Linked DNA regions of Homo sapiens: region 2 is linked to region 1. Evidence: chromatin loops called from intact Hi-C (ENCODE). Cell type or tissue: GM12878. All regions are shown on one strand.

Region 1 (2,500 bases):
TCTAGTATTGATGAAATCCCTCAACTTTTGTTTGTCTGGGAAAGTCTTTATTTCTCCTTCATGTTTGAAGGATATTTTCACAGGGTATGCTACTTTAGGATAAAAGGTTTTTTTTTTTTCCTTCTGCATGTTACTTATTTCTTTTCTCTTGCTGCTTTCTTTATCATTGACCTTTGGGAGCTTGATTATTAAATGTCTTGAGGTAGTCTCATTTGGATTATATCTGCTTGGTGTTCTATCACCTTCTTGTACTTAAATATTGATATCTTTCCCTAGGTTTGGGAAGTTCTGTTATTTTCTCTTTAAATATACTTTCCACCCTGGTATCTCTCTCTCTCTTTCTCTCTCTCTCTTTCCTCTTTAAGGCCAATAACTTTTAGGTTTGCCCTTTTGAGACTATTTTCTAGATCTTGCATTTATGCTTCATTCTTTTTTATTCTTTTTTTTCTTTTGTCTTCTCTGGTTGTGTATTTTCAAATAGCCTGTCTTCAAGCTCACTAATTCTTCTGCTTGATCAAGTCTACTGTTAAGAGGCTCTGATGTGTTCTTTAGTATGTCAATTGTATTTTTCAGCTCCAGAATTTCTGCTTGATTCTTTTTTTAAAATTATTTCAATCTCTTCATTAATTTCATCTGATAGGATTCTGAATTCTCTCTCTGTGTTATCTCAAATTTTGTTGAGACTCCTCAAAACAGCTATTTTGAGTTCTCTGTCTGAAAGGTCACATATCTCTGTGTCTTTGGTACTGGTCACAGGTGCTTATTTCATTCATTTGGTGAAGCCATTTTCTGGGTAGTCTTGATGCTTGTAGATGTTTGTGGGTGTCTGGATGTTGAAGAGTTAGGTATTTATTATAGTCTTCTCAGTCTGAGCTTGTTTGTGCCCATCCTTCTTGGGAAGGCTTTCCGAGTCCCTTTTCAAAGAGATTTGGGCACTGTGATCTAAGTCTTTGGTCACTGCAGTTGCATGTGCATTAGGGGGCACCCTAAGCCCAGTGATGCTGTGGCTCTTGCAGGCTTGTAGAGGTACTTCCTTGATGTCTTGAGTGAGACCTGAGAGAATTATCTGGATTATCCAGCAGAGACCCTTGTTCTCTTCCCTGACTTTCTCCCAAACAGAGTCTCTCTCTCTCTCTCTCTCTCTCTGTCTCCTCCCATCACTCTCTCCCCACTTGAAGCTAGGGGAGGAGTGACAGAAGCACTCCTGTGGCTACCACAACTGGGATTGTGCTGGGTCAGACCCAAAGCCAGCACTGGGGTCTCACTCAAGGCCCGCAGTTACCACTGCTTGGCTATCACCTATGTTCATCAAGGCCTAAGGGCTCTGTAACCAGCAGGTGGTAAATCTAGCCAAGCTCATGTCCTTCCTTTCAATGCAGTGAGTTATCCTTGGCCCATGGTGGGTGTGGGTCCAGAGATGTCATCCAGGAGCCAGGACCTGGAGTCAAGAACCTTAGGGATCTACTTGGTGCTTTATTCTACTACTGCTGGGCTGGCACCCAAGCTTTAAGACAAAGTCCTTCTCACTCTTCCCTCCTCTTTTCTCAAGCAGATGAGTCTCTCCCCATGGTCACCACTGCCCCAGGCCCACAACAAACAGTACCTGGCTACCACCATGTTCACTCAAGGCCCAAGGACTCTTCAGTCAGCTTGTGGTGCATGTTACCAGGCCTGGGATTCTCTTTTCAGGGAAATAGGCTCCTCTGTGGCCCAGGAAGGATCGAGAAATGCTGTCCAGGAGCCAAGGCCTGGAATCAGGAACCCCAGGAGCCCACTTGGTGCTCTACACCGCTGAGTAGAGCTGGTGGTACCCAAGCTTCAAAACCAAGTCCCCTTACTCTTCTTACCTCTTCTTTCCTTAAGCAAAAGGAGTCTCTTTTTGTAAGGCCCACAGCTGGGAATGTGCTGGGTCACACATGAAGCCAGCATGGCTCTGAGTCTCACCCAAGGCCCAAGGTGAATACTGCTTGGTTGCTACTGCTGATTATTCAGGACCCAAGGGCTCCTTAATCAGTAGGTGATAAATTCTGCCAGGACTGAGTCCTTCCCTTCAAGACAGCGGGTTTCCTTCTAGCCCAGAGTGTGTCTAGAAATGTCATCTGTGAGCTAGGGCCTAGAAAAGAGGCCTCAGGACTCTGCCTGGTGCCCCATTCTACTATGGCTGAGTGGATATCCAAGTTCCAAGACAAAGTCCTCTTTACTCTTCCCTCTCTTCTCCTCAAGCAGAAGGAAGAAGTTTCTCCCTGTGCTGCCTGGGGTTGGAGGAGAGGTGACCTTCCCCTGGCCACCCCATCTGGTCATGTGTGCCCCAAGTCCACTGGCTCTGAGCCAAGCACCGCACTGAGATTTGCCCAGGAATTGCAGTGCTTGTGGCTTAGACTGCCTTTCAAGTTTATTTTGAACCCCACAGCAGTTTAGCCAACAGTGGTGCTGGTGAAGCTTGTTGGAACTCAGGTTCCAACAGCCAGGATAAGTGATTCTCCTCTGGCTAGGGCTGGCC
Region 2 (2,500 bases), 170 kb after region 1:
TGGCTTTGTCAGGCAGATCCCATACCATAACCACAGACAGATGTCATCTGTGAGAAGGTCATATTATTTTCCTTGTTTTTGACCTAGAAGAACTTTCTTACCAGTCTCCTCATGCTCTCTTCTACCTTCCTAGCCCTTTTATGAGACAAATAAAGACACTCTTTCAATCAACCTTCTCCACTGGCATTACTACTTTCTGTAAATGATTTCTTAATAATTCACTGACTCTCTTGGGCTCACTTCAGTTTCCAGGTAATTGGCCAGTAATTCAACATGCATGTTGGAGAAGGTGCTGAAAAAATGATTTGGAGAAGAAAACTTTCATTAGCGCTAAGTCGTCAATGGCTTTTGTAAGTGGCGATAAAGCATCAAGAATACTCAGGCAGAACAGATTATCCTGGCACTGTTAGAAATAGGAATGGGCCACTGGAGGATTCTGTGGAATATCCTCTTCTGGAGTTTGTTTTTTTCTTTAGCTGTTCTTATTAGCTATGAATTTAGTATGGCTTGCCCTATGGGGAAGAGGGAAATATTTCATGAGCCTTCTAAGTCAAGGTAAATCAATCATGAACGATTTAATTGATTTTGAGTACCTGTTGGAATTTGGAAACCTTTTCAAGTGTGCTGTCCTATTTGATCTCCCCAACAATACTGTGAAATAAAAAAAGGCAGACATTATGGATTCACTTTATTTTGTAGATTAAGAAAGCATGACGTATAAGAATTATGTATGTTTCATAAGGTCGCACAGCTAGGATGTAGCAGAAAGCTCCTTATATCAAACCATGTTGCCTTTTCCACCTCCATCCAGGAGTTCATCAGCAGGGCCTCTGGGAATGAAAATGTTTAACCAGTATGTAACCAAACAGAAGTAATAGGGTAGGGGTATAATCACCAAGCAACTTTTTATTGTCTGCCCCTCTTCCTTTAAAGGTTAATGAATGGGGAACTTGCTTCCACTAACATAGATAGAAACTCAAAAGTCCCATAATTCCTCTAACTTCTCAGGTAAACAGAAGTCTAACTGTCCTTTCAAGTTGCAAACATAGTCTCAAATTCATAATTAAGAGTACCCAATTATAGACAATTATCAAAACTTCAAACCTGATTTGAAATGAAAACTTCTTCTTCCCCCTTCCCCTGTAAGAATTTCCGCAGGTAGGAAGTAAGGAAGGGATAGGCAGATGGGGAGGAGGAGTCCCTTTTCCTTGTACCACCCCTTTTCCATTTTGTGAATCTGGTTCAAATCTTTTCTTCCAAGGTCAAATGGTGTTGAAAAGAGGCGAATTGAGGGGGGACAAGAAAACTCTCACCTAATTAGTACCATCATACGCTCTTATAACACTGACTCTCAGAAGCTATTTTGTGGATTCTTAGAAAGAACCGCATCACTGAGAACTTCTCATCTGAGAGTCCCTTGATATGAGTCACACATACTCCCCCGGTCATCCATCTAAAGCAAACCAGCCTGTCTCATGCCTGTTAGATTTCTCAAACAGGAGGCAAACACTGGTCTACTCTGTGTCTTAATTTCATATCAGGTTCAGTGAGTGCTCCTAATAAGTCCCTTGCACTAGGCTTGAAATGAGATGCAGGTACTTTAACCTTCTCCCTTGGGTAGATTTAGAATCTCAGCACTGCTCTCTCCAAAAAAAATCCTCTTTAAGATCTTTTCTTCATCCTACTTTTTTAGACCCTCCATGTAAGCAAGACTTGTAAGACTCCTGTAATTGGTTTTAAAACAATTTTTGAAAATTTACATTTTGATCTGGAGCCTTTCCAGGAAATGTATCTATTAATTCTATGTGCCTTAGTCAAAATTTTCAAATGTTACATCAAGTAAGTAAAAAATGTAATCTCTGCTCTTTAAGTGTCTTCTCTAACTGGGAAGGCAACCAACATATGAAACTACATGAAAATAGAAACAACACTGACCACAAGTTTTGCCCATGCTTAGTGGAGAATTGCCATGGACTGGAAAAACACATTCTACAAGCCTTATGTTAAAACAAACAAAAAACTAGAACAAAGGAGGCATTCCTAAAGAAAAATTGCCATAAAGAAAAAAGTATATAATAAAAATGATCATGATATTTTAACTCTCTCTCTAAATTGTCTCTTCTGTTTCTATCACTATTGTCTTAGTCTGAGCCAGTATTGTCACTCACCTTAATTAATGCAATATCCTCTTTCCTGGTGTGCCTAAATTTCATAATCCCCTTCTCCACCACTCCCTCCCAGCTCATTCTCATTATCTAGACAATATTTCTCTCTCAATTCATCTTTTGTTGTTTCCCCATCCAGCCATCTCAGAAATTCCTCACAATCTCCATGTTATTTTACTTTTTTTTTTGTACATACTATTCTCTCCATCTGACTCTCCTATTCCCATCTCATTTTCACCTAGTATGATTGATAATTGATCTGCGTTCTGTCTTTGTTCTCATCTCCTCCCAGTGTACTCTCCTTTGTACAGCAAAGTCTAGAAAACTACAAATTT

Evidence for each region. Peaks named below come from ENCODE experiments on the same cell type or tissue, not always from the same donor. Only the 100,000 strongest peaks of a DNase experiment are listed, where the experiment ranks them.
Region 2: a loop joins it to region 1, with 2.3 times the contacts of the local background. A loop is called at or near these places in 3 of 110 quality-filtered maps.

The regions. Positions count from the first base shown.
Region 1 is chr15:38,002,102-38,004,601 of GRCh38, forward strand. It overlaps a transcript of TMCO5A not described here. Among named protein-coding and RNA genes, the nearest start is that of LINC02345, 37 kb to the right of the region's middle. In GM12878, a CTCF peak has its summit at 988 (motif pointing right); a DNase peak (open chromatin) is centred at 1,030.
Region 2 is chr15:38,174,960-38,177,459 of GRCh38, forward strand. No RefSeq gene overlaps it. Among named protein-coding and RNA genes, the nearest start is that of SPRED1, 77 kb to the right of the region's middle. In GM12878, no CTCF peak of the experiment used is centred here; a DNase peak (open chromatin) is centred at 1,442.